Linked DNA regions of Mus musculus: regions 2, 3, 4 and 5 are each linked to region 1. A link is a loop called in an ENCODE intact Hi-C map of the cell type or tissue named here. Cell type or tissue: left cerebral cortex. All regions are shown on one strand. Each heading gives the region's core, and the rest is flanking DNA. Links, peaks and the distances in the headings are about the cores only.

Region 1 (5,902 bases), core at 953-4,952:
TCATGCGGGACTGGGCCTAAAGACTTGGAGATTGATGTGAAGAATCATTTTCTGGGTAGCAGTGGAAATGAAAATATCCATCAAAATGAGAACCAGATCCAGGTTAACTGCCAGGAGCAAGGGTCAGGGTCAAAGCAAGGTTCTGAAGGTGAAAGTCCAGACCTTTGCATAGGAGCCTCACCATGAGGAGCAGAACTGGTGTAACCACACAAGCTGATTCCTTCTACGTGACATTAGTTTTATGGAGCAGTCTGCCAGGATTGTGTTTTGTTTTGTTTGTTTCTCTAATCTTGAAGAGCTACCACAAGTAATAACTTTAAGAAGCTATTTATCAAAACCAGGAAGAAGAAAAACTACAGAAGCAAAAAGAAAAAATAATTGAAATTCATATATATATTTATATATGTATATGTATACATATATATGCATTAAGTAGGTCTAACAGTATTGACTTACAAGCAATAAAATTATAAAACTATTTTGATGACTCAATAAAACTGTATGGAAACATCTCATAATATGAAGTGGGAGAATAGGAGTCTTTGAGATATTCTTATAGTAGTGTTCTCTCGGTTATGAGACTATGAAGGAGTTAACAGTAAGGAAAGGATGATCTCTCATAAAAAGATAGTATATTGATAAACTTCATTTCATCTCCAAATTTGCAAGAATAACCACCCTTATGGGATAATTTCATAATCATTCTACACATGAAGTGAAAAAGGATTGTACCTTATGATGCCCACAAAATATGCTCATTGCAGGTAAGCTGGCCCTGAGGGTGTGGCCAGCCATTCTGTGTGATGGCATCAGGGAGGGAGAGATCTCCACCCCTCTCTTTTGCCCTCACCACCTGCAGCAGGCAGGGGAGCTGGCCCCAACAGGGTCATGATAGCTGGAGAGCTGGCCCTGCCTCTCACCTGCTGCAGCACTTGGGTGAGCAGGCCCTACATCGCACCTGGCCAGCACAGTAGTGCTGACCCTGATGGCAGGGGATGGAGGTGAACCTGCCCCAAGGGCATGAGCATGGAAGAGCTGAGCCCATGACTTGTCTGCCATGTGGAAGCATTTGCAAGGGAGAAATGCTCTCCCACCCTCACCTCTTGCCATGTACAGCAGGCAGGAGAGCTTGTACTGCCTGTCACCTGCTGCAGCACTCAGTAGAGGAGGTCCTATATCTCACCCAAGCAGTATAGTAGAGCTGGCTCTGGACACTGAGGTTGTAGGTGAGCTGGCCCTGAGGGTATGAGCACAAGAGAGCTGACCTTCCTTATAGACCTTGTCTGCTGAGTGGTGGTATGGACAAGGGAGAGATGCTCTCTTTGCTTCTCTTGTCCCTTGCCACCTATGACAGATAGGAGAGCTAGCCCGGATATCAAGAGAGTGTTCTGGTCTTGTGTCTCATTGGCTGCAGCACTCAGAACTGTGGGCCCTGTGCCTCACTGGGCAGCAGAGTAAAGCTGGCCCTGATTGTGGAAGGTGCTGGTGAGCTGACCTCAAGGGCATGAGAGCAGGAGAGCTGTCAGGCTGACCAGTTCAGATACCTCTTAGGCCCAGATCCAGGGCTTTGAATTGGCCCATCCCAACATCTAACCCTTGGATGGACTGCTGGAGTACATAAAGGGCATGGTCCTACACAACCAAAGCTGAAGGATCTCCAAGACACAGGGCAGCAACAGGATAGCTGAGAGGAGCCCCAATGAGGATCCAGTATTGATAGTGTAGCAGAAGCTAGAGGCCTTGTACCAGACTGATGAGTCATTGCAATAATTATTTGTAAGCAAAGTGTGAATAAAAGGGGTATACTGTAGGATACACTGTGACACACTAAAGTTTCTACAATGAGATTTTTTTTTCCTCTGTGTGGGGGCAAGGGTAGAGGGCAGGTATGAGGGCAGGGGGTGATGAGTGGGATTGGGGTACATAATGTGAAATTCACAAAGAACCAATAAAAAGTTAAAAAAAAATAAGCCGACTTCAATTTCTTATAGAGGTAAAAAATAGGTAGTTATTTCATAAATCAACAATACTATTATCTTTATTCCAACAGTAAAGTCCATCTGAGGCAAATATATGGATATTGAGAGTTCATGCTTTTTTTCCTAAGGTATAATATTTTGGTAGTACATATTTTCTGGATATGAAAATCTGAATTTGTTTCTTATGTATTTTACATAGATGTACACATACATTCCTCAGTCCTTGTTCTGTTCCATTCAAAAGTGCTGGAGAGATAAACACTATTGATCAGATATGACTTCCATGTAGGTATTGTGTGGGCAGCTTCTATTATGAGTGAGTACCTTAACAAAAATAAAAAGCTTGGATAACAATAGGTTTCCCTAAATGTGAAGATTGCAGCATGGTTGCTTCCCTTTACTCCCTAGGCCTTTTGAATCTTGAATTAGAAAGAATACAGTCAGACAATACCAGAAGGCAAATGATCACATGGTGCAAATTGATGTACAGGAAACACATAATACAGAGCTACTTCCTATTTTATCAAGATACATTTTTTTTCCTTTAGAGGAGAAAATAACCACCTTTTTTTGAGTTCTGTATTTTGGAAGTCAAGCCAAGCATGATGCTTGACCCAGAATTATAAATATTCTGCAATGTATAACTGAAACACTTGGAAAAGCTTTCTAAAGAAATTCTGGAAATGTCACCTGAAATGGAGTTTCATAGCTTCAAATCACATAACAGCTAGCCTGGCATCAGTTGAGGTAGGTGTGACTCAGTGGTAGTGATACCCATCATAATGAGAAATAGAAGCAGGGCTTCAATGTCCCTATGCCACCAAGAAGTCGGTATTTCTAATAAAGGCAATGCATGAGGGTAGAAGTGGGTAAGGGTGAGAAAGGGGAGGTTGCTATCTTGGAGGTTAATGAAGACAAACAATAATGATAGCATGCTTCCCTAGACAAATAATTAAGGTGGGAAAGCAACCAAAAGAGGGGACTAAAGGCCAGCTCTATCATGAGGTTCCTATTTGAGTTTTGAGTGTCCATCTACCATTGAGAGAGGGACCTACAGTTAGGGCAGCAGGAAGATTTTTTTCCTTGGTGACCCACGGACCTTAGGAGTGTCTTCCCCGGTGTGATTTGTGCCAAAGTGGGGCTATATTAGGATGTGAAAATAGAAGCATTTATAAAGATCTGATTTGTGTATAAAATTGCGCCACCCTGAAATGAGTAATGAAACTGTGCTTATAATTATGCACCTGCTCCTCGAATATAGCCCTTAATTTCTATTCTTGGAGTCATCAGGTTCTATTACCCCCTTGCCTAAATGATTGCAGTAACCTTCTAACTGGCCACCTGCCTTCGGTCTCTTCTCAGTCAAACGCTTCCTCTTGCTCCCCACTGCCTACTAAGCATGCAACATGACAGCCAGCATCCTCTGTGATCTGTATCCAAAGCTGCATTTCTAGACACCATTGCTTCCTTCCATGTGCTTGAGACTTCAGCCAAATTGGCTAATCACCGTTCCCCAAACATCCTCCAGTGTGGTGTTTCTAAAATGCAGACAGGATCTGGTTATTGCCCTACTTAAAACTCGTCCCAACTTCCTTTTATTGCTCCATAGGAATCATCCTGAAGTCCTTGGTCTACAAACCCTCTGCGCCTCGCTCCTGCAAAGTTCTTCCTCCTTATCTCCGACCACCAGACCCCAGTCCACTGCCCTCAAAACCTAAACCCAGCCATCTGGATCTACTTTAAATTATCTGGACAGGTCAACCCATTTCTTGCCCTTGGGGTTTAGTTAAAGCTTTCCTGCTATGTTATATTTTAGTCTACTCACAAGGCCCCATGTTCAACACAATAGAAAAAGTTTCCTTTTTAAGTGCAAGGAAATCGGCTGCACAGAAACCTCCCCAGCTCAGGAAACCCTGCTCAACCTTCTTACATACATCCACCACTCATTCCTCATGCTACCTCAGTGCCAAGTACATGTTTTTGACATCGAAGCTATCTTTTTAAAAATTAACCATTTCCTAAGATGCCCGTGATGTCCTTCGGGACTGGGACAATGTTTATATAACTCTATGAGGTTAGCAGTTCACACAGTACAGAGTACAGTCCAAAACCTCCTTCGGTCCCAAGGCCTGTGAATTAATTGCTTACTATGCTAAATGGATATTTGCAGAGAGGATAAAACATGACAGGTACTCCTAATCTATATGCCATTGCTGTGAAATGCTAAGGTAATTCCTCTCTCTCTGTCTCTCTCTCTTCCTCTCTCTCTGTCTGTCTGTCTGTCTCTGTCTCTCTCTCTCAAAAGGAGCACTGTGTATATTGTAAAGCGATACTTCTCAAACTTTAATGTGCCCTAGAGTCGTACACGTGTCTTGGGAAACCAGTGCCACTTCAGTACGTCTGAGTCGAAACAGTGATTCTGCATCTCTGACAAGCTCCTCAGAGATGTCACGGTATTCATTTGGCAGAGGCCACTGTGGAGGAGGATTTCATGTGGGAGGTTCAGAGATGGATGACACGGGGGACAGAACTCACTGGAAGGGTAGGGCTGCTTACTGGTTTCTGCTGAGGTTGCCAGGCACATACCCATGCAGGCTTTAATTGAGGCTGTGCTAGAGCGAGTTGTCTTTACTGCTTTTTATTACTCTTTAAATGAGGCCCCTAGTGCCAAGCTTTTCCCCTGCTCACTCCCCCAGCGTGATTCAGCCTGTGTGATTTTCTCTGTAGAAGAGCTCCCCAGATGCCGTTTTTTTTTTTTTTTTTTTTTAAACTGACCTGAAGCTGAGTTCTCCTGTCTGCTTCCCATAAATTTAAACCATCTCTGTCTTCATTATCGAAGCCCTGGAAATCCAATCTTTCCCGTCTTCAGAATCCTCCCCCAGCTGCCTAAATTGTTTCGCCTCCATTTTCATCCCAGACAGCTTTTCTCTTCCCGGCGAGCACCCCAGCTTCACCTCTGCCAAGGCTGGTACCCAAGCAGCCGCTGCTGTGATTGATATGTGCAGCTCTCATTCGGAAAGCTGCACTGTGCTCCCTACCCGCTTTCAGAGCAACCTGAAACAGGCTGGAGTTTTGAACTGCAGGGTGGCCCAGGAGAACACAAGGGCTCCGTACTGTTGACTGATCAAATGTCATGAACGAAAGGCAAATGTAGGAGAGATGCTGGAGATTTGACCGCAGCTGTAAGAGCCTGCGGATGCTGGCAATATGATGCTGCCAATGCTTTGCTAGTGTCAGTTTATAATTAGAGATGCCATATGAAGGGGGAATTTTGACATTTACTGCTACTAGTTTACTTTTTCAGTGATATCTAGCTCCGTATTACAGTTCTGTCTCTCTTCTGGAAAAGTTGAGTAAATCTAGAGGTGTCATAATCAATCAAGAAAGTCATAAGAGCATATCATGTCTAAAACGCATATTTATGAACACATACAGATATATATTCTATAAAGCATATAGATTGTTAGTACTCATTTAATTGTATTTAAAATTTTATAAAATTAAGGTGTAAAATATAGTTTAGAAGGTTAAGTGGCCATAGTTTGTTTGTTTGTTTGTTTGTTTGGTCCACCAGTGTTCAATGAACCTACATATATATTTTAAACACCAAATAATGAACTTATTGAAGTCTCTTAATTGATACTTGCATGTTCTCTCAAACTGTATGTAAGTTGAGTCCCTAAATATCAAATATCTGACATGCTGTTTAAAATACAAACCTGTTTGATTAGTTTGACACTGATGGAATTAAAATTAGCTCCATTTTCCTATTGGTTATAGGTTGGCATATTCTTTAGTAGTTGAGTTTGGAGCTTATAATCATTTTGGAAGAGGTTTTGGTTTGAATCAGCTCCTTGAAGCAGGGAAGATCAAGCAACTTTGTATATGAATGCTGGAAACTTCTAAACATAATTTGCTCACAT
Region 2 (5,902 bases), core at 1,018-5,017, 130 kb after region 1:
TCTGAAGTGGAGACTTCCTTTGTTGACCACCTGTCCACTTAGAGCTACCAACAATTAATTACCATTTTATACAGAGGTTAAAATGCTGGTTGTAAAGTCAGGATATGAAATGAAATGAAATGCCATTTAATGATGCTTCATGGTCTTACAACTCAAATGAGTTTATGGGGGAAAAGGTACATTTCAAGTATCTATCTGTATTCATATACTATAAAGAAGGCATACATCTACATATGTCCAGAGGGATTCAGGTTTCCAGGAAATCCTGTTGCTGAACTCCCTGTGATAATCTTTAGGAACCCCATTCCTTTCATCTCTCAGTTCTACAAGAGGAGGGACAATAATACAATTCTCCTGTCTGATGTTTAACTTATTGTTCTTATTTAGGTCATGTGTCAAACACCTAGAAAAATGGCCAGATATATGTCATACATTGCTTTTTAAAATGGTGTATCACAAAATTAACATTGTAATATAACACATATTTTAATTTCCAGGGTCCAGAAATCTAGGCATTGCTTAACTAGGTTCCTTCTTCAGACTATCTCCTCCAAACAAAATGTTTTAATCAAATGTGTTGGCAGTCACTGGGAGCTCATCTGAAGGCTCCACAGGGGAAAGAGCCATTTGCAAGCTCGCTTGAATGCTTGTTGGCAGAACCGAATTCCTTTTAAGCAGTTCAACTGAGGACCACATTTCCCAGGGGCTGTTGGGTGGAAGTTTCCGGAGTCCCTTAGTATGTGGCTCATCACCCCACCTTTTTAAAATCAAGCCAGCAAGAGGGGAGATCTTCTAGAGTGCCAGAAGTCAACGTTTTGTGGTCTAATGATGAAAATAACATCTTCATAAGACCGAGGTGTTCTGAGGCTCACAAGCAAGGGAGAGGGAGATGTACAGAGAGCAAGCATCCATGGGGCCACCTTTATAAGCCACGTCTTCACCACTTTTGAGCTCTAGGTCCACCTCTGAAAATGATGTTCAAAAACCTCTTCCCAAGGGCCAGAGATGAGAGCAAGTGAAGGGAATAAGTCCCCCAAGAAATTTGATACCACAGTCAGGAAAAGGACGGGTAGTGCCTACAACTGTTGATGACAGGGCCCCAGATATGGCACCGAGTTTTAAGAAAAACAGAAAGAAAGCTCTTTAAAAAAAAAAAAAGAAGAAAAAAAACTACCATGACTTTGAGTCACTATGAGACCCAATGTTTATTTTAAATTACTTAATTATATGTTTATGTTATGGAATAAGAACGCTTTGGTGTGTTCATTCAACACTTCTAAGCCAGCTCTAGACTTTTGTTATTTGGGGTTCTATATTATAATTTTCAACCATTGCTCAACATGAAAAAGTTAAAATTTCTATGTATGAGGTTGTTGAAATGGTAGAACACCACATAGATTTGAGGCTACAATGGTCTCAACTCTTCTTCTGTACCCAAAGATATCTGAAGATCGATAGGAAGAAATACAACCAACCATTTACAACTGGTTTTCAAGGATTCAGTAGGAAATCCAAATCAGCATTAACATTGAGATGACAGAGAATTTTGAGTCTTTTCTCAATAGAAGACACAGACCTATCAACTGCCTTTATCAAGCAACTAAACAAGACACCCTTACGTACATTTACTTCAAAACAGGTTCTAATATGAACCTACACATTCAGTGACAGGTCCCTCCAAAATTCAGATTTCCAGTTATCTCAGAAAGATACATATTTGAATTTGTTTATAATTCAGAAAGTGATTATTAATATGAAAATATGCATTATAGATTATATTGATTATAGTTAAGTACTATAACTGCATGTGACTATTGTTATGATAGACTATATTTATTATGATTTTTATTAATATCTAGTGTCTACTATATGCTAAGTGCTTTCCATATTTATCAACTTCTTGAATTTCCTTCACAATCGTATTCTATAAACTTGTATACTTAACTCTTTTTCTTCACTTTGCAATTCATGCATAGGATACCTGGACATCTCAGATTTTAGTATTATCCTTCCAACATTCAGCGAATGTCCATTTGCTGTGACTATTGTCTAGGTTTGAACTGATATTAGACAAAATATTCTCTATGGGAAAAAATCGACCTTCAGCTTCACTTCTGCAGGGAGTGGGGGCACGACAGACTGGGTACCTTTCACAGCAGATGCAGACACTGTGGAAGCTTTTAAGTGACTGAGGATGTATGGAATCCTCTCTGCTTTAGAGACTTTCCAGTGTTGAGTTAGGTCATCTATAAGTTCTTCATGGAGGAGAACTCAGTAGGTTTCCTCTGCCTACCTATTCCTGGTTTCTTCTCTGTATTATTTGGTCACTCCCATCCTCTGAGTCAGCGGTTCTCAACCTGTGCGTCACGACCCTCAAAGGGATCATATCTTGAATATCTTGCATATCAGATATCTACATTGTAGCTCATATCAGTAGAAAACTTACAATTATGAAGTACCAGTGAAATAGTTTTATGGTCACCACAACATGAGGAACTGTCTTAAAGGTAGCATCAGGAAGATTGAGAACCACTGCTCTAAGTGATATTTGTGTGGCAGAAGTTTGATCATATATTTGTTACCAGGAAGTAAAATAGCTGCATTTGTCTCAACACACAGGTCTCGGGATTGTGTCCTGTCTGCCTGCCCTGCCAGTTGGGTACCTAAATATGCCTCCTCATGCTTGCATGCAAAGCCTTTGAATTCCAGCAACATGGGTCTCTTAGTTATTGAAACATACCAACTCATGCAGGTCCCTCTGTGTGAGCACCTAGCATCCCTCTATTGGCCTCACAAATGCCTACTGAGCCCTCCAGTTACAGATCAAATGGAAGCCTCTGGAAAGTCTCCATTCAAACCAAACTAAGACCGTTTCTTCATTCCTACACTTCATAAATAACCCCTACACCTTTCCATTACTGCATTCTCCACTCTGTATGATAGTTATATTCCTACCATCCTAGAAGAGCCTTAAGGCCAGAACCCATTCCTTTACCCCTTGGCTTTTTAATTCAAGGGTTCCCACACAGGAGGCCTGGGCACACTAATGTTCTAAGCACCTTCTTCTCTTCATGAGTAGACTTTAGAAGATCCCTTAAAAGATGAGAAAACAAAATGAAATCAACTGAATTACTGGGCTTTTTTTTTTCTCTCTCTCCCAGTCAGGTACAGCCTATATGAATAATTTTGTTGTCTGCCAGAAGATTTTAGCATTTTAGGCTTAAATTCCATTTCCTATTTTAGACCATACCCCAGTGCATAAGTTGTCAGATCTGTTTAGTAAAGGCTGGTATTTCTTAAGCATCCTATGAAGTTTTTAGTTCAAATAAAATGTGAGGCCTAAGGGAAAATTAAATCATAGCTCCTGACTCCCGTTAGCATTTAAACGTCAATGTCTGAGCTCGGAGCTTTCTCCGATTAACATCTTGGCTTCGGGATCCTGAGTTCTGTTGACCCACAGCATTTCAGAGTTCCTGGAGTAACTAATCCCTCTCCTCCTCTGGTCTCTGACCCCCGCTTCTTGTTTCTGTCCCAGCCTGTCCTTTCATCATTAGAAGGAGCGCTATCCTTAAGTCCATCTCTTTCCCCCATGTTCATTCACTGCTAATATTTCTCCAGAAGCAGTATTAAGTATGTAGTTTATACATCTCAGCCTGGAGGACATTTAGGATCTGAAAAACCAGAGAGTGCTGTTTTCCAGATAAAAATAAAAGTGTCGGGCTCGTTCCTACGCCATCGTACAGGGGTGAGCACTGCTCATTCCTAGCTCCCATGCCCGCATTGTGTAATACGAAACAGGAAATCTGGCATGCACAGAGGTCATTGCCTGCTAACCCAATGTGCTGGCTCTCTCCCACATGCAGTCACGGCCTTCATAAAAGTTCAGTGTGCTCTTTTACCAGACTCTAAAAAAAAATTGCCAGGCTTTATTTGAAAGGTGATAAAACTATTGATCCCTTTTTTGCTAAATGACAAAACTAGGAGATTAAAAATACATCATCTTTTTCTAGACACTCCCAGTCCCATCCCGTTTCTCGTAGCCACGCCTTCAGTCGGATACCAAAGGCTAGTCTGATTGGTGCCGGAGACTTGGCTCTCCGTTCAATAAGACAAAGGCATAGTATCACACATTCAGCCCTTGCGATCAATTCACCATACAATTAGCTTTCCTCTGTTATTTGGCCTGCCAGCTCACCCCATGCATTTTTGTCTGCTGGAAACAAAGAGAAGAACTAGGCGAAGAAAGGACCTGATGGCTCCAGACCAATCTATTTGTTTGGGGGACTAAATGAAACCCAAGTGTATATTCTCTTGGCCGTAAGGATAATTTATCCCCTGCATTGAAATCGTCTTTCTGTATCACGGTGCTTTCTCACACACGTTATTTCATCTCAACTTCAGATATTACAAGATAGATCGGCGACGTGCCCCATTTCATGGTATCAAAAAACAGCCTACCCACAGGGATTTGTCCAAGTGGAATGGTACTTTTTCTATGGCGCTGTCAAAAATAGCAACAGCAAATACTGAAATAGTGGAGAAGAGCCAAGATTGAAATCCAAGTACCTCTGGCTCAGAGGCCTGAGCTCCCAACCTCCACGTTCTCCCAGGTCCCACGGAGGCAGCCATCTCTCTCGACCCCGCAGTGTAAGCAGCCATGCATGGCAAACCTTCCGAGTACCCAGGTTAAGCCCATAGAGCAGCTTCAATCTTAGAGAAACAGCGAAGCCCTTTGTTAGCATCAAACAGAAATACCCAAGGGATAGGACCCTTCTCCAACCTGCTTTTGTTTTCATTGCTTGATACAGAGGCCAGGAATCGATTAAACGTGATGGGAACAAGAAAAATAAACAAGCTGGCATGCATGCAGGCGAGGGTCCACTTCTGCAAAAAGATAGGTGTCCCTGCCCACCTTCCAGTGCCGAGGAGATGAGTGATCGCTAAACCCTTCAACCAGGTCCCTAAGGTTCAAGGCTAAATAGATGAAATCAGACTATTTATAATGATTCTGTGTCTTATTTCCTTCCCCAGAAAGACCATGATAGAAGTAGGTCTAACACGTAAGGTAGCTGTGTAAACAAAAGGAGCCTATAGGTGTGGCAGAACTAGAACGGAGCCTGACCATAGTAAGTGTTCAGCATACGTCTGTGACTTGTCTCACATGGTGAGACACAGCTTTATCCCAGGATGGTTTATGCTGCCACAGCAAGGCACCTGAACTCTGAGTAATTTATAAAGAACAGCAATTTATTCTCTCGCAGTTCTGGAAACAGGGAAGCCCAATTGAAGTGCTGACCTCCAGTATCTGAGGAGACCCTCGGCCGATGTCTTCACGTGGCAGAAAGCTTACATGTTTTTTTCCCCCATGGCAGAAGAGAGTGAACCCACCCCTGCAAGCATTTTTAATAGCAAAGTCAACCCAGTCAGCCTGGCAGAGCCATGACCTGACCTCCCAACAGTGTTACACTGGAAACTGTGTTGCCGCAAATACATTTGGGGAGCACATTCAGACTATAGCCCATAGATGAGTCTGGACACACAGTAGGTGCTCCCTTCTGTTTTGTATGGCTTAAATTACTGGAAGGACACGTTCTGTGGGACAGAAAAGTCTTCTGTCTGTCACTTCAGCATTTAACCAATATTTATTACATTTTTAAGGAGCCAATCAGCTCCTTTCTTTTCAGCCCTTGTCAGAAGCTCTCCATTCTCTCCCAGTCTCCAAGTGCTGTTTTCCAAATTAACAAATACAGCTCTTGCCTCTGACAAAGCATCTCTCTACCTTGACTATTTCATCTTACTAAACAACACCTATTGGTGCAGACCCATGTTTTGTCTTAAGATGTTTCTCTTCTCTTTTTGGTCACAATAATAAGTCGCGTTTCTGGTTTTAATCCCTCTGCTC
Region 3 (5,902 bases), core at 1,329-5,328, 140 kb after region 1:
ACAACTTCAAGGAGATAGAGAAGACTGGTCTATCCCTTCTGATGAGATACTATATCTGTGGACTGGGAGCTCAGGAAAGAAGGTGCTCAGTGTCCTAGTTGTGCTTGGACCAAGACTGTCTGTGGAGAGGATTCTGATGCAAAGGCAGGTGGGAGCCACCATCAACCACCCACCACAGAGTCCTGATCACACTATTTAGAAGAGTTTTAAATAAGCATTTCTTCATCTGTTGTGCAGTCTTAGAATAGTTTGTAGAACCTTCTAATGGTTTCGGGGGGGAGGTTAATTGGAAATTGTTTGTTTGTTTGTTTGTTTGTTTGTTTTATTACCCTAGTATTGAGCAATTATACTTGTTTCTGAGAATGGAGCCCCTAGGATTCTGTCTTCAGAAGACTGTGCCATCGGAAAGCCCCTGGTCCCATCACATAGCTTGAATCTCAGTTTCTTTATCATCAATGATGATAATTGACAAGTTGGGACACGTGGCCCTGAGCTCACTCCCTCTTCTCCCTGTTTGAATCTCACTTTGAGAAATTACAGAGGTCCTGGCTGAATAAAGGTGCCTGGTCAGTAATGTGCTGAAAGAATTTCAAGACTCCAGGAAAGTATTTTAAGTAAAATGAAGAATATATTTAGATACTATAAAAATGTGATCTTCAGGCCTAAATCAGGATCCTTTAGAAGTTTGACTCATGAGAAAACACTTAAACAAAATCAGAACCCAGCATGACTCAGGATCCCTGTCCCTCCTCTCCCTCCTTTTCCTGTCTTGCCATCTCCTAATTCACCCCCCACACACACACACACCTACATTTTGCTAACACATGAGAAGTATTAAACAGAAATCAAGGAATTAAAAATTAAAATAACAGAATTCAGGAATTTCTATATAAAGATTTTTAAAGTGGGCGACTACCAGTAATCTCCCTGAGCTGTCTTTATACAACAGTCTAAGCCTTCATATGATTTTCCCTTTTTATTTATTAAAAAACCAAAACCTATTTCCAGAGTCATTCATTCATTCATTCATTCATTCACTTAATGAGCATGACTTAATACCTAAGAATCAAATGCTGCTTTTGCTAGGTGCTTGGTTACTGGATTTAAAGAGTGAGCCGATCATCTTAAGCCTTGCCAAACGAAACTATATCCTTATGTTTGCTCAGTGTTTACAGAGCTTGTTTACCTTCTCATGACATGTCCATGAAGAGACACTATATGTGAGACTTACATTTGACTTCACCTGGTAACAGCCTCCGATCTGATCATTCACAAGTCATATATATCTTAGTTTCGTCTTCACCTGCAGGTCATGTGACAGAATTGCAATCTCCTACAGTTGATCCATGCATATCTATAACTTTTTCAACATTCTAAAAAGATCAAGAGGCAACAAGAGATAAATTATAATCAAGTACAATGTAACTCACCCAGACACGCTTGCTCAATTGAGAGGGTAAAGATGCTGAGCAAAAATCCCAACCTGAAAATTCTATTTAAAAACTAAAATGTCTTCTTTTGTTTGAGGGTTGTATGCATGCTTATGCTGCCTTTGAATAAAATCCACCCACCTTTTCCTCCCCTCTGGTCCCCTCCCCCATTTCCCCTACCATTCTGCCTTCCCAAGTTCATGTGCAAGTCTTTGGTTAAACCCACTTTTTAAAGTCTGTTTAACATGCACAAGTATAAGACTATCTGCTGGGGCATGGGTCGCTCCATCCTTAAAGATAACTGACTCCTCCTGCCCAGTAGGCATCAGTTACCAAAAAGCCCTTAGCAGGTGGCAGGGCTTCATAGACCTTCCTGGATCCATGCTGGGATTTGGGTGGGCTTGATCTTACACAGGTCTTATGCACCTAGTCACAGCCACTGAGAGCTCACCCAGATCCTGTCATATCAGGGAAACAGTCTTGCTATGGGTAACCACTACCTCTGGCTCTTATATTCTTCCTGCCTCTTCTCCTGTGGGCCACAATACTTCCTTTTTATAAAGAAATCAGATACTTGGAGTGCAGTTAAAAAAAAAAAACTTACCTACTGACTATAACAAAATGATTTAAATCTGAAAATGAGAGTGCTTTCTGTAGTTCAGACTGTGAGGGTACATCATGTTGATTATCAAATGCAAACTGAACGCATATGATGTACATACAGTATTAGAAAGGCATACACCCTGCTTTCAAGAAGCAAGTCTTAGACACAAGTAATAATCATGTGGGTTAAGAAATATTTGTTATTATAGAAGGTCTAAATGTGCCACTAGAGAAAAGAGAGAGATTTGTCATCCTATTGAGGGATAGAAGAGGTTTCATAAAGGAAATGACAGAGTTGTAGGGTAGTAAGAAAACCTACCCAAGTACATTTCAGCCTTCCTTCGGAGACCAGCAAATAATTGCCCCTGGTTGAGAACTGTGAAGAGCAGGTAGAGCCAGATGAAAACCCCAAACACCACGAAGAGTCCAGAGTTCTTTTAATCCATCAGGAAACTACGGCAGTGTTTCGAAATAAGGCTGAGTTATCAGTGCTGTGTCTTAGATTATTCTGGCACTGTTTATAAATTAGATTTAAAAAAAATAATAATACCATGGATCGGAGGGCAAGAAAGGGCTCAGGGGATGAAGGCACTTGCTGTCACACCTAATTAGGTTTAATCCCTGGGACCTACATGATGAAAGCAGAGATCAGACTCATGCAGGTTGTCCCCTGACCTTCATACACACACACACACACACACACACACACACACACACACACACACACAGGGTGTGGGGGGTGGAGGGGAAGAGGAGTTTTTAGTGATTAAAAATACAGCAGGGACTTAAAAACAATTCAATGGCCATTGTTATATTGGACCAGGTGCCAGGAAACAAAGAAAGCAAAAAATCCAAAGGAGACAGCAGGTCCATAAACATAGGACAGCAGAGAGGGAGAGGGATTAGAACCCAGGGATTGGTGTCAGCAATAGAAGAAACATGCATGCTGTTTTGAGAGTACATATTTATATGCTGAGGAGATTGGCAATGGCCCTAAAATGAGAAAAGAAACCAAGACGAGACTTGAGGACCAGTGAAGGTTTTGTGTACCCAATCAATATTCACTGGGCACATACTGCGTGTTCAGGGCAGAGTCGGGTGGGTAGTGTGAGCGTTCTGTTTAATTTTTAAAGTACTTGATGTGGAAAAGACTCTGTTCCCAATCTGTGTGACTCCCAAGGCAAAGCTGGAGCCAGCGAGTGGGAGTTAGGTAGGAAGTAAACTATCTTTCTAATGAACAGAGGCTTGGCTCGGTGGTGAGAGCCCCATCACAGGCGGCATTCAAGCAGAAGATGGTAGTCTTCCTGGAACACAGGGCAAGGGTTCTTCCTAGGACTAAGGGCTAGCCTAGCCTTTCTGATAGTTCTCTTCAAGTATTGAGTCTCTCCTCTGATGAGGTAGTTCTGCAGATTCTATTATTATTCTGTGGTTTCTCTCCATTATTAAATAAATTACTCAGTCTGTCTGCCATTCAGTAAAAACTCACACACTTACATCTGTTATTCTTGAATTATTTTTGGTTAGGGCTCTTCTTCTTTATTAAAAAAAAAAAAAAACAAACTTAGCTATCCAGCTAATGTTACCTTTATAGATATTTTAGAATAGGGCGCTTAGTAGATAGAGTTATAAATACCAGAGTGGGAATGGCTTTTCTTGTGCCTAATAATGTTGTTGTTTAGGACAAATGAGGAATGAATTGTCTTGGCTTGCAGTTTATGATGCAGTTTCTATATGTTGCAGTAATTCAAAAATTAAAAAGAAAAAGAAAAAGAAAAAGAAAAAAAAATCCCCAGAGAGGTTCACTTTGAGACTGCACGGTAAAGAAAAAAGAATAATTACACTGTGAAGCTTTCAATCAGAAACGGTTCCCTCTGGTACATTTTTAAAGGGAAAAAGGCGAAGAAGGGAAGGGGAAAGGGGACCTGTGGCGAGCCTCCTTAGGAGCTGTAGTTCAAGCTTCACGTTTCCTGGTGTCTTTTGAAACGTAAAAAAAAAGAAAGAAAGAAAGAAAAAAATCCCACAACAAATAGCTCGGTAACGTGTATAACCTGGATGAAGCTTCTTCGATTCCGATTGAGGCGCTTTGGTTTGCTTGAGTCTTGCTATTTTCTGCATTTGTTTTGACTGCTCTCATCATTCAAGATTGACGCTTGGATGGGTGTGTAGGAGGGAGCAGCAGCAGCAGCGGGCTTACAGCTTGCAGACAAAAAAAAAAAAAATCTGCCTTATCTGATGGCTATTATTGAAAATGCGAGGTGTAGCCTGGGCTGGGTAATGAAGGGGAGCGAGCGAGCGAGGGGGAGCAAGGAGCGTGGAGCTGCATACTGATGAGTGTAGGAGTACTTGATAAAAAGAATTCTGGCTGCTGGCCGTGTGTTGCTCATTGTGGAGTACTCTAGCAGTCACATAGAACGCAGAGCAGCCTAGGCTGACAGCTTGATATGCCTTCTTCTCCTGCCTGGTTCTGGGGGGCTGTATGACGCACTGGTCGGTAGTAAAGATTAATATGTAAAGAAATGTGCAGCTAGGATCAAGTCCTACTCCACAGCCTGCCTGGCAAACTATGGTTTCCTTCTGACTTTGCTCTCTCGCTGAGAACGTTAATCTGTCAAGCTGGCGGGCTCCTTTGATAACAACTTCCCCAGGAGCATGATGTGGCAATGCCACCCCTCAGCCCCGGACTACCGCTATTACCCCGTGGACGGCTACTCCCTGCTAAAGCGCTTCCCTCTTCACCCTCTTACAGGACCCAGATGCCCTGTCCAAACAGTGGGACAATGGCTGGAAAGCATTGGGCTACCTCAGTACGAGAACCACCTGATGGCTAATGGATTTGACAGTGTACAGTTTATGGTAAGATGCTCTCTGTGTCCACGGAGCTGCCTTTTGTCTGTCTTTGCTTCTTATGTGTCTTTACATGGCTCAGAGGCAGCCTGGTTTGCACGGAAACGGATCAGCTTTAGATATGTAACTGCATCAGAAAAACGGGATGCCTTTAGGACAGAACTTGTTGTGTGCATACAGACACTGACTAGAAAATGGCATCTATATGCATCCATTAGACCTGTGTGTTGTATGAACTGGTGAGAGCTCTATTTATGGGCTCTGAACGAAGATTAACATTTCTAGTCTCCCTGTCATTCATTGTATGATTTTTTTTTCTTTCCTATACATTTGCGATCTTAGCATACAATTAGATTTATACCACGCTCCAGCTAAATCTGGATTCCGGAGACATGTTATTTCCGCGTGAATATCAGTATTTGTGATTAATTAGAGAGTCTGCTATGTCGATGGTCTGAAGATCATTTTCCCTGCTAATCATTCAATAGGCTGTTTAAATCCTGTGGATGACCCTTCCTGAGCTAGCTGCTTCAGCCGGTCGCTTAGCTTAGCGAAAGCACATGCTGACAGAAGAGCCATGAAGTATTTATTGTTTGTTACTTTAGGTGAAAAACAAACACTTGGGTCAATTAGCTGTCAGGGTATGTATAGAAAGGGGCTGGTGTACCAAATGCATCGGTGTACTTTCGAGTCCTGGTCTGTGTGCAGTCTAAACCGGGCGTGTGCAAACTTCTCAGTGTGCATATAGGTGAGAAGGAGGATGGGAGGCATGCAAACGACAATGTAGTTTTCTAATCATTCCTAGACCTCCCCAGACACTCATCAGCTCCCCTTGTTAAGCTCCTTCAAGCTACATCACGGTTCTCCTCACCTTCCCTTGCTTTTAAGGTCCCATCGCACATTATCACTGATCCCTAAATTTAGGGAGACCTACATGTCACAAGCATGTAGCACACAAATGACTCGTAGGTGTCCTTAATCGTTCCTCTGAGATAAAATGCTGAGGCTGGCACCTGCAGCACCTT
Region 4 (5,902 bases), core at 820-4,819, 250 kb after region 1:
CGCTCTGTCCCTCTGCCATCCTCTAAATCATGTCTACTCTAGGTGACCCAGGGACTGGCAGTGTTAGCATCACCATAGTGCTTGTGGGAAGTTCAGTACCTCAGAGAGTCCCTCCAACCCAACTCAAGGAGACTCACAAGTCAGCAGGCTGCCATGAGATTCCAACACAGTGAGGACTCCGATGCACTGTTTTTCCCATGTGGTCAGCACTATCCTGTGGGCATTGACATTCCAGAACATGGAAAGATTTTAAAAAGGACTAAAACCTCCAGAGCAAAGAGGGTTACGTGACAAATTTTCATTAGGCTCCTGTTAGGTATAAACCTATCTCATAATATCAGCCCCCAAAAGCTGATGTGTCTTGTGGTCTAATTGAGCAATCGTAAGCCCACCCTTTAGATAGAGGAACATCTGTCTCTAATTGTGTGACACTTCCTGACAGCAGCATCTACCTGATCCATTATTGGTGTTAGGATGTTCCTTATCCCTTGATCTATTTTCCATGCTAGTATCATAGTTCCATTTTAGTAACTTGCTGCAAACTGCTTTTATATTCCTTTAACCACAAATATGATATATACCATCCTTCATTTCCCTTTGTCTGTTATTAGTTGGTTAGTTGATTTTTCTGGGGGTTGTTGTTGTTGTTGCTTAGGGGAGCATTCTGGGGTTGGTGTTGTTTTTTGAGATAGTGTTCCATGTAGACCATTCTGACCTCTAATGTACTATGTGCTGAGGCCAGCCTTGATCCTCCTGCCTCTATCTCCCAGTTCCTGAGATTGCAGATAGCCCACCACTATTCGTAGTTTGTTATCAGTTTTTATTACCTTCCATCTTCTCCTCTGTCCCTTGTCTATGCTGACCAAGCTCCTGAGAAGCAGATAAGAAGAGAGACTAGATACAAGGTCATCCTGTGCAATCTCACTCATACCTGACTTCAGCCTTTACTTGTCATAACGTGACTACAATTGTTTAAATGGCCCTATGAGGAAAGAACTGTGCTAAATTCCACTCATATCATTTCCCTGAATGCCTGACCGTGTTCAAGGATATGCTTGTATCGCTCATGTTACTGCAAATATATATAAATACATTAATAGGTACCAGACCTGAGAATTTCAAACAAAGAGAGATTGAAAAGGAAAAAAGGGCTATAGAGGCCATTTAAACCCTTAAGTCATCTGCTTCACTGGTTTTAAACATTTCTTTTCAAAGTCAGTAAGGCATTTCTTCCTTTTCATACCTACACAAAACATTTAAAATGTGAGTTGCTGGCTGAAGTGGAGCAGGCAACCTTAGAGCCAAGAATGTTTCAGAGCTGAACCCCGGAAGGTCAGGAGTCCACAGAGCCCTTTTGTCCCTATGCTCAACCTGTCTCTCTGATGGGTACAGTACAATCTGAGGCTAGACATATTCCAAGCAACTTTCGAAGGACATGCAGGCAGAACGCAGCAACCAGGAAGGTGTGTGGTAAATGCTTTAGCATATCTGAATTTAGTGAAGACTAAAGTTTGGCTGCTATTTCCATTTTTGGTCCCAGCTAAGGTTTTCCCCAAATTTTGGAATTCAGCGAGTCAAATCCTGCCTTGCTGTGAACCAGAGTTAGGAATGCCTGCTGTCCGCCCACGACTCTGCTTCTCGCATCAGACTGTGCCCGACTCATGCGCATGCTCCACAGTACTGCTGGCCTGGCAGACCCTGGGGCTGTTGCTTCCTAACTGGGTCTCACCAGATGTTCCTGCTAGAAAAAAGCGCTTAACCATCGCTAATTTGAGCAGCAGTTACGCTACTACCTGAAGGGGTTGCCAAAGAGCCAGCAAAGAAACATGGGTGCTGTCTGACCTGTAGTCAGCGTTTCTCCTCGGTTTTACTCTCCTTTGTGTCGTTTTGTAATTGGGCTTATTTGTTTTGGAGTTTTGTTTTTAAACTGGGTAAGTATATCAGACACTAACTTAGAAGTAATTTACAAGTCATGGAATCATAAATTTTGGGAGCTTCTGTAAAACAGAGCTTTGAAGTCATTGGTCCAACCCCTTGACTCTGTAGATACAACACTAAAGCTAGAGAGGGCAGTGTGGCTTGCCCAGGGTCCCGCAGCAGAATCAAGAAGATAGAATTAATTAAAATAGCATTTTATAGTACAGCCTACTATCTAGAATTGGGTCTTGATACATGAAAGTTTAAAATGTTACCAGTGTTAGATCATGAAGAGAAACCCTTAATTCTTATGGCACAGAATACAAAATGTAAGACCCCCACAAATGCGTACCAACGACAATAAATGAGATAGTCCTTTGTTCTCGTCATTTGTCTTCCATGTGTGGCTTAAATAATCCAATCATCCAATTAGCAAGTGCCTGCCATGTGTGAGGAGTTCCGATGGAGGCCTTAGAGACCGCAAAAGTTCCTAAGACCTTATTTCTTCACCAGAGGCAGGGAATCCGGTGAAGTTAATATGCCATTGGTGCTCCCTTGAAAGGGAGGCGGGATTAGAGAAGTCTTGGGAGAGCAGGAAGAAATGGAGTTCCTGCTAAAGAAACCAGGGGACACAGAAGTACAGAGGTGCTAGCTACGCAGAGGACTGTGCCCCCCACAGACAACCTCGTGCAATCAGCATGCGCAATAGAGACCGACTTAACTCGTGCCTGGGTTAAGATGATGCGCAATAAGCTAAGAAGGATACTGCTGCTGCCTTAGTCAGCTTCCTTCATCTTCCTCAGTCCTGCCCCAACCAATTGCCAATAGACTCATGAATTTAAGAGTAGGAGTTAGATTCCACAGGTGCAATTTATAAACACCAAAGGCTTTCAAATAAGCAGTAACTCTATGCAGTCCCTCCTCCCCCATATATCAAAAATTCAGTAGTTGACAACAATATAACAAAAATGTCTTGCTTTTCTTTTTTTTAAGAGTTATTTATTTTATTTTTATGTATATGAGTATGCTGTAGCTGTACAGATGGTTGTGAGCCTTCTTGTGGTTGTTGGGTATTTTGGACCTTTGCAGGCCCAAAGATTTATTTATTATTATAAATTAGTACACTGTAGCTGTCTTCAGACACACCAGAAGAGGGCATCAGATCTCATTACGGGTGGTTGTGAGCCACCATGTGGTTGCTGGGATCTGAACTCAGGAAGAGCAGTCATTGTTCTTACCTGCTGAGCCATCTCACCAGCCCATGTCTTATTTTTCTAACTCGTGAATCTATAGGTCAGCTCTAGTTCCCTCACACTGATTAGACCTTCCTGGGCTCCAATTTTAATTCCAACCTTTGGGTTGAATTTAACTTGTAAGTCTTTATTTATCTCCTAGCACCAGCAGTTATAAAAGTACTCAGCAGGCATGTGTCTTACAGTAATAATTAATGTAAGAATAGACGTGTATACCTACAGGGTAGGAAGAACGCAAAAGAATGGGTGAAACAGGAGTGGAGAGACTGCTAACCACCCATACCATAGGCCAGCATCAATGGAACTGGAAAGTACCTCCAACCACAGCGAGACTCAATGTGGTTCCCCTGGCATAGGGTGCAGAAGCATAATTCCAATACAGGAGGAGAGGAAAGAACTTGGAAGAATAATTCTGTATCCTTGGGTTACCTTGTCACACAAATGTCTAAAAACAGAGCTGTGAGCTCAAAGGGAGAGAAGCAAAGATGTTAGTAGAAGGGAAAAAGGGAGGAAAGAAGACAAGAGAATTGTAATTTGAAGTGAAAAGCTAAGCAGCCAAGGGCAAAAACATATGCAATTTCAAACTGTAGGTGGGTTCCATTTAAAGCAATGGAGCAGGAAGAGGGCTTAAGAGTCATCAGATGGCTAGGGATCCAAATCGTCATGTTAGGCAACTTACACACTATTTCACAAAATATCACAATACTTGGGAGGGGTGTCAATATTACTGGACTTATTTTAGAAAAGAGGGATGTGAGTCTCAAACAGCTCTGTAACTTGCCAAAGATGGACCCAAAACATTAGTAACATTTCTGGGTCTATCAGATTCCAAAGTGCACTTTTGGAAGACAGACTGAGTTAAAAGCCATCTTGGAAACACAATCAATAGGTCGTGTTGCTCTAAGGAGTTATAATGACTCGTTCCTAAGCTCAGAAATCTACTTGGGCAAAGGAGTGAAATCTCCTCACTAGCTAAGAACCATGAGAAACGCTGCTAAGAGCCATGTTCTCAGCTGAAGGTTATAAATGTGTTGTTTTACTTACGTTGATGCTAGCTGTAAGACCTGAGATGGCCTAAAATTTTTACTTTAAATAATGTTTTATAATTCATGAAGATTTCAGTCCTTGAAAAATAAGTCTAGAAATAACCCAAGCACATTGCAGGCACAGAAAATTGTATCTGTCACAAGTATCAACAGTGCCTCGTGTAATTCACGTTTTGGGAGTAGCTAGTAACTCAATGACTGTTGACACGTGCGTGTGCTCAGTCACATCACTAGGTTGTATAGCAGGGTAGTGAGAGACTGGGTTAGTTTCGATTGGCTTTGGATGGTGAACTAGGACCTTTAGCCTTTTCTAATAACAGAATCACTGTATGATCTGTCCCAGGGGTAGATTTCTGAGTCTTGCTAAGGTATTACTGAGAATAAACTGAGCCAAAGGTGGGGGGCAGGGGGAAAGCGGAAGGATTTTGCATTCATTTGTATAAGTGGCAATGAGAAGCTAAGCCGGGTAGTAACAGTAGAAGCAGAAATAAAGGAACAGATGGGACACCTTCTTTGGAAGAAGTTTTTGTGCAGCACAGTAACCACTCTGCATACCATTAAAGATGTGTCAAGTTCATTTCGCAACTTCATTGGGCTATGTAGGCTTCCTCCCTTCAGGCATATAGAGTCTCCATAATTTCTTGGTCATCTGGGCACATATATATATTTTTTTTAGACTTACAATTACCATGAGGGAGGGATTCTAAGAGATTTGTTCTTTGCTGTTTGCATAGCATCTGTCAGAATTAATGCTGAGTACTTGAAGAATAAGCAACTTGTATGGATGCTGCCCTCCAGATGCACACACACCCCTGAACATGCACACACACACACACACACACACACACACACACACACACACCCCTGCACATTCACACACAAACCCCTTTCCAGAGAACCTTCTCCTTTCCATTCTACCCAGCTCGTCTGTCACCCCACCAAAATCCCTTTCATCCTTGCCTCTTTAAGGTAGGTTTTGCGTTACAGGAGGAACCAGATTACCAAGCAGTCCATGAGATTTTAGTGTTACGTTTCCCAGACGCTGCCTTCAATCGAGTTCAGTTGATTCTCTTTGGTACTTCTTAGTGTGAACTTAGATTTATCCAATAATGTTCTCGTTGGGTAAAATACTGAAAATTCAGTTCTAATTCATTTTAAACCTCTAGCTTTATATCCATCCCTTACACACACACACAATCCAATTTTCTTCCAAGAGACTCCCCCTTTCTTATTCTCAATTGTTCGATATCAGGGCAAAAAGAAAGGTACTGGAGAAGAGATGAACTTCCTTGGTCTCCATTAGGCTCACTTTGCAGTTGTCTGGAGGGTAACCCTGGTTACTCGTCTGGCAGTGACCATCAAGTAACCTAAGTGGGACAGGTGCTCAATGACTGGCCTTTCCAAGGAACTGTATGTGAGCGCTTGGGGGACAACTTTTGAAGAACCTTAACACAGTTCTCTGGGAAAAAACAACTGGTTCTTTAAAATTATCAAGACTCCCTTAAGCCTGTCAGTAGTAACCACTGCTGGGTTTGTTGCCTTCTTGGGTGGACTATCAACAGGATGTCTCTGCTAGGCTATTCATTTCAACTCCAGTGTTCCTCTGTCTTCTCTTTCTCCAGTTATTCCATAAGAGAAGTCTCCCTTGTCTTGGGCAAGTGTTTAGATTAGTTCACCCACTTGCTA
Region 5 (5,902 bases), core at 1,290-5,289, 260 kb after region 1:
CATGCTCTTCACCACTGAGCCATCTCTCCAGCCCCTTGTTTTTTCTTAAAATAGTTTTCAGGCTCCCCACCCTCAACCCCATTTCTTTGATTCCTTTGGATAGTTTCTACTCATGTGTCTTTGAGTTCACTACTCTTTTCTTCTTGCAGCTAATTGCTCTCTCTCTCTATCCATTACATTTTCATGGTTGAGACTCCAGAACTCAGACTTGAGTCTTTGCCCGTTCCTCAAACCTCTCTTTAACATCTCCAATCCTTCTTCTAAACTTGTTAAATGTGCAGGGGGGCAGTTGTAATAATTCCTTTAATACCCTTACGACTCTAACATCTACACCGGCTCAAGGTTGGTTAGGGTCTGCTGATTTTCTCCTCGTTCTTTGCATGCTAGGGTAGTTTTTATTTGCACACAGACGTTTCGCCTTTTATCCTGCTGAGGGATGGATAATTTTGTATCTCCATCAATATCGCTTCAGAGGTGCTCTAGAGAAGAAGGACAGTCCTCATCTTGTGCTTAAGCTTCATCAGGTAAGACTAGAACACCGTTTGCTTGGAGACAGGTGCAGAGTACTTGAACCAAACTGTATCCTTGAAATCCGGGAGTTTTCCCGCCTGAATAGCACGGAAACTATTACCAGCCTGATTCTGGCTCTCAAGGTTTTCTTCACCAGTCTTTCGGGGCGCTTCATTGTCTGCCCTCTGGAAGGTTTTTCACAAGCAAGAGCTGCTTAGCAGTCTCTCCCCACTGCCCAGCAAATTCTCACCATGCTGGCCTCTCTAGCGGCTTTCCCAGCTGCTTCTGAGGCCCTCTTTCCTGCAGATGAGTGTGCGCGTGCCCTTGATTTGGTTCCACTGCCCTGGGCCTCGCGGTCCTTGTTCTCTTGTCTCTCATAGCATGAAAGCCAGAGCTTCCTGCAGATTTATGGTTGCTTGTTTCAGGGAGGAAAGTCAGCGTGATTCCCCGACACCACCACACACACACACACACACACACACACACGCGCGCGCTGGGATTCCACCTTGAGCAAAACTTGGATTCCATGCTCCTCCAGATCCCCTAAGCGTGGACCCCACATCCAAACAGCTGCGGCAGGGGCTCACTCACATGAGGCACCTGGGCGTGAAGTGCTTGAAAGCATCCCAAGTGATTTCAATGTATAGCCTCTGTCACCAGTGGGGAACCATTCAAAGGATTTTAACCAGGAGCATAGCATGATCAAAAAAAAAAAAAAAAAAAAAAAAAAAAAAGGTAAGCATGGCGAGAAGCTGGCATACTTAGGGAGAAGTAGCTGAGTCAGCAACTCTGTAATATAGCCATTTCCAGCTATGTCTATATCAGGCACAGAGGCCATGGTGGGCATCATGATGATGGTGATGGTGATGGTGATGATGATGATGATAAAAACACCATTGGCTGCCTCTAGCATTGAGGGCATGCCTAAATTAGAAGTCAGTAAATAGAGTCGGTTTTCACAATCGAAACCCCATGTATCAAAAGGACGGTAAATTATAGTCAGTATTCAAAGGAACAAGGTAATATTAGACATTCCACGGAAGCTTTTGATGGTGGCTAACGTGGCTTCAGTTTGACCCCTCGGAGGCTAAGCTTCTGTCCGATGGAAATTTTACTTACTGTTTATAAAGAGAAAGACACACCGTGCAGCCAGGTTTCAAATGTGCCCTCTTTTCTTTCATCTTTATTTTGGAATCGGGTCACTTTGCTTTGAAGCCTATATCCACCACTCAGTATGTGGTCTTAAGTCACTTCCCTCTCTGGGACTTGGTTTCTGGTGTATAAATAGAGGACAATAATATCTGGCCTGCTGGTTGCTAGGCTTCCTGGGAGGCTCAAATGACAGCTTGCTATTACCCATCCCATTCTCTTCTCTCCGGTTTTATTTTTCTTTTGCCTTTTCTCGGTGACTTCCCCAGATCACTTTCCCAGAGTTGGCTGGAAACCGGTCCCTTGGGACACATCTTCATAGCTAGCAGTGTTCGCTTCTTCCACCCACAGCTCACGGGGCGGTGCGTGGGGGCTGGGGGAGCACAGGTTACCCCATCTGACGTATAAACGCCAGTCTGCAAGAATGAGGTCTCTCTGTCCTTTCCTATCCGCAACTCCAGTCTCTGAGGGTCTCCCACCCAACCCCCTTTTCTTCGATGTTGATTTTTAGGTACAAAACTGCTAGAGCTTTTACCTGCAGCTATGTGTGCACCGACATTTGACCCTCAGCAGCGACCTGGTGGCACCCAGATCTTTGTTCTTGAAACGGAGGGCAGAATAGCGGCTTTACCCAGAGGCCTTGGATTCTTCGTTCAGCCCTGAGCCATGAACCTAACAAATCTAAACCTGTCTGGAATTTGCCCCAAATTTTAAATGTAATGACCCATAATGGTGGGAACCTCTACTTTCCAAAGCAGCTCAGTAGTCCCTATTCTCTGAGACTGTACTTTTGCATCATATAATAAAGAGCATTGTAGTGAAGCCAGTGAGGTTTGTGTTGTTGTTGTTGTTGTTGTTGTTGTTGTTGTTGTTGTTTTGCTGGTTTTCTCACATTTCTAATACAACAGATAATTTTTTGTTTGTTTCTTGAAGAGACTTTTTCCTTTTTCAAGACATTTAGGACGGAACTTGTTACTAAAGAAATTCGGCTGTGTCGCTGGTAAATTATGACAAACTGCTCGTGCTCCCGTGAGATTTGAGAGACATACCTAATGAAATACCCTATAGAGTATAGAAAATAAAAAGGAGCCGTCCTCCATACATGCAAATGCGTATAAATGCAAATAACCACTCTTGCATGTTGATCCACTGGAGAAATCGTTCCGTTTCTATTTTAAGAGACAATCCGATATTATGCTTAAAGGACAAAGAAAGCCAGAAAAACTATTAAGAATTTTGAAACCTATAATGCATGCTATCCTGCCAGAGACGGGCAGTAAGTAATGTGCCAGAGAAAACGGGGAAGGTCAACACAGCCATCAAGGTAGGGTACAAGGTTCCTATTCGCCATTATGGAAATCAGTGGAAACCTTGAACGAATAGTAATGAGCTCGGTGATTCTGTGGCTTAGAATTCATATCTGTTTTAAAGATGTGTAAGGATTGCCAGGAGTTTAATTTTAAGCTATTTTGGTTTTTAAAGAATGTATTATGTTAAACTGCAAAGTGTGGTCTCAAATGCTTTTTGATCTCAGGCAAAGAGCTTGTTAGCTTGAACCTCAGAATTGGAAGCAGTTTTACTGTACAGACTTTTGTCTGACGCTCTACCGCCACCTGGTGGCAATGTACCTAAAGTACAGGACAGGGTACTAAATGAAAAACCAAATTCTTTTTTTTTTGTTGTTTTTGTTTGGTGGTGGTGGTGGTGGTTTTTCGAGTAGAACTGAAGTTTATTCTGTGTCAGTTTTATACCATTCCCTATTCCTGACTCTTTGTCACTCATTAGACTCTTATTTTTTTGTAGACATTCGAACACAAATTTCAAATACCACATGATTAAAATTGTTTTTACCAAAATGGAAACAGTGCAGTCCACAGATTAGATTAATCTGAGTGACAGGGCTCCTTTAAATATGCATATATTACTCACCAGCACACTTCTGTTTACCTGTTTATAGATGCCTTAAAATAGAATAAGGAAGGAAAATGATTAGTAACCGTGCTTTAAAAAAAAATCACAGTTTCACAAAGAATTCTTCAAGGCTTTAGATCCTAGCTCCTCCACAAGCCTTCCTTGGGCAAGTCACTTAACCCTGAACCCTCCATTTCCAAGACCCTGAAATCTGAGTTAATAACCTTCTCTATGCCCCTGATGATACCGCTCACGGGTTTGAAGAAATAACCCAGGAACATATGATCACAGCGCTTTGCACTCAGGTTCTCTCCTTTAAAGAAGACTAAGCAACCATCCAGTTTCCACGTTCCCAAGATTGACAGAAGCATTGTGAGTGATTGCCATTCTGCCGCATGCACAAAACGTGCAAAAATACACACCCTAAAACAGCTGGCAGTTGTTTGGTTTATGAGCCAGACTAGGCTGGAAATTTCTCCCAATTTCATCCGACCACACACGCGCGTGCGCGCGCACACACACACACACACACACACACACTTGTAGCTGGCTCTGATCTACTGGGGTAGAAAAGTCGGGGTCTTGGATGATCACAGCTGACATGACCAGGATTTATTTCTCTGCCCAGTCCTCTAGCATGCATCCTTACAATAGAAGAGAAACAACAAAAAACAGGTGTGCACTGAGATGTCTTGAAGGTGTTTTGTTGTATTGTGTGTATGTGTAATTGTATATGTGTATGTGTATATATGTGGGCATATGTGCATAGGAATGCAGGTGCATGAGGACCAGAGGCCTCAGAGGCAGGTGTACCCAACAAGTTTTCTACAAGAGCAGTATGCACTCTTAATCACTGAGCCATCTCTCCAGCCCTGGGCATGCTCTGTGCTGAACCTCTACTTATAGCTCATCTCCTAACAAATGGCCGACAGGAACTATTTTGAATACCCAAATCAACATGGGAGGAGAGGATCTGACCTGTCTCTTCACAGAACAAGCTGTAAATTTACATAGGCACAGGGATGGATGGAGAATACGGGCCAATCAGTCTACCACAACAGCTCTGATGAGCAAACAAAGGAGAATGGCATTTGGAATTATGGGTAGTCAGATCATTCTTTGTAAGCTCTGACTCGGGATTTTTATTTTTAATTTTAAATCTGTTTTATTTGTTTATTTATTTATTAAATTTTACTTAATGTATGAGTGCTCTGCTGCATATATATGTGTGTGTGTATATACATATACATATACATATACATATACATATACATATACATATACATATACATATACATATACATATACATATAGGCCTGCCTGAAGAGGACATCAGATCCCCCTATAGATGGTTGTGAGCCACCATGTGGTTGCTAGAAATTGAACTCAGCCTCTGGAAGAGCAGCCAGTGCTCTTAGCCATTGAGCCATGTCTCCAGCCCCTCTGACTCAGGTTTTTTGTTGTTGTTTTTTTTTTTAATGAAAATCATCTTTAAGAACATGAGACATAAGAAGTAAAAGGTCCAGACAGAAAACTTTATCAGACTCTTAAATGTTTGGGATCAAGAATGTCAAAATCAATGTACAGTGACTTGGATGATAAACGGGCTGCACGATAGTGGAGTCACCAGACCTGTGAGATGCTGAGAGTTTATTTATTAGGTCCATTGGCCATCAGACTAGCCTACTTTAGAAGATGAAATCCTGACGTCTCCTCTCGTGGAGAATCAATTCTGTGCTCATTCAACTATGTGATGCAGACTCTGCGCAAAGTGGAGGTGCAGCCAGCGGGTTCTCGGTGGAACTGGGTTCTAGGAGCTAACTGAATCTTCTGGGCATGTTCCAGGGAACACACCGATTAGAGCACTAAGAGAAACACCTCATTTCTGCCTGTCTCTCTTCGCTGACGAGCTTCTCCTCTAGAATTTGTCCCTAGACTCTTCCTTCTCCTCCACCTGCAATGTCAGTGTGGTGACACCACCACATAGGGCAAGTCCCCAAGCAGCCTTTTCACCTCTGAGCAGAATGCTGCCAAGAGTGAGTGAGCGTTTGGCTTTCTTCCTGAAATCTGTATTCAGACTATGCATAAACCCTTAGCATCTCCAGAACCATTCTGGACCCATTGAGGAAGCTGGGCTCTAGAGTCAGACTGCTAGAATTTGAACCCCGTCTGCCTTGGTTTGGTTTGGTTTCATTTTGCTTACTGTGGTTTGGTTTGGTTTGGTTTGGTTTGGTTTGGTTTGGTTTGGTTTGTGGTGTGGCGTGGCGTGATTCTGTGTGGTTTGACTTTGTTTGGTTTGATGTAGTTTGGCTTGGTATGGGTTGGTGTAGTG

The links. A loop is a pair of places that touch in the nucleus more often than their neighbours do. Peaks named below come from ENCODE experiments on the same cell type or tissue, not always from the same donor. Only the 100,000 strongest peaks of a DNase experiment are listed, where the experiment ranks them.
Region 2: a loop joins it to region 1, with 2.2 times the contacts of the local background. A loop is called at or near these places in 5 of 42 quality-filtered maps.
Region 3: it touches region 1 in a loop (4-fold over the local background); 6 of 42 quality-filtered maps call a loop at or near these places.
Region 4: it touches region 1 in a loop (2.6-fold over the local background); 5 of 42 quality-filtered maps call a loop at or near these places.
Region 5: a loop joins it to region 1, with 3 times the contacts of the local background. A loop is called at or near these places in 4 of 42 quality-filtered maps.

What each region holds. Positions count from the first base shown.
Region 1 is chr10:90,427,693-90,433,594 of GRCm38, forward strand. All of the region lies in intron 12 of Anks1b (ankyrin repeat and sterile alpha motif domain containing 1B), which reads left to right. Among named protein-coding and RNA genes, the nearest start is that of Anks1b, 560 kb to the left of the region's middle. In left cerebral cortex, for the core only: no CTCF peak of the experiment used is centred there; DNase peaks (open chromatin) are centred at 2,595, 3,506, 4,529 and 4,893; H3K4me3 peaks cover 235 bases; H3K27ac peaks cover 1,914 bases.
Region 2 is chr10:90,559,278-90,565,179 of GRCm38, forward strand. The region is part of intron 14 of Anks1b (ankyrin repeat and sterile alpha motif domain containing 1B); the gene reads left to right. Among named protein-coding and RNA genes, the nearest start is that of Apaf1, 520 kb to the right of the region's middle. In left cerebral cortex, for the core only: no CTCF peak of the experiment used is centred there; DNase peaks (open chromatin) are centred at 3,410, 3,723, 4,088 and 4,324; H3K27ac peaks cover 1,043 bases.
Region 3 is chr10:90,572,310-90,578,211 of GRCm38, forward strand. It overlaps Anks1b (ankyrin repeat and sterile alpha motif domain containing 1B), which reads left to right. Exons shown (of 27, transcript NM_001359241.1): 15 at 4,780-4,886. Among named protein-coding and RNA genes, the nearest start is that of Apaf1, 510 kb to the right of the region's middle. In left cerebral cortex, for the core only: no CTCF peak of the experiment used is centred there; DNase peaks (open chromatin) are centred at 3,214, 4,373 and 4,916; H3K4me3 peaks cover 1,768 bases; H3K27ac peaks cover 2,218 bases.
Region 4 is chr10:90,672,923-90,678,824 of GRCm38, forward strand. All of the region lies in intron 16 of Anks1b (ankyrin repeat and sterile alpha motif domain containing 1B), which reads left to right. Among named protein-coding and RNA genes, the nearest start is that of Apaf1, 410 kb to the right of the region's middle. In left cerebral cortex, for the core only: a CTCF peak has its summit at 3,069 (motif pointing right); DNase peaks (open chromatin) are centred at 1,620, 3,666 and 4,700; H3K27ac peaks cover 3,588 bases.
Region 5 is chr10:90,687,074-90,692,975 of GRCm38, forward strand. All of the region lies in intron 17 of Anks1b (ankyrin repeat and sterile alpha motif domain containing 1B), which reads left to right. Among named protein-coding and RNA genes, the nearest start is that of Apaf1, 390 kb to the right of the region's middle. In left cerebral cortex, for the core only: a CTCF peak has its summit at 3,269 (motif pointing left); DNase peaks (open chromatin) are centred at 1,989 and 3,253; H3K4me3 peaks cover 596 bases; H3K27ac peaks cover 2,140 bases.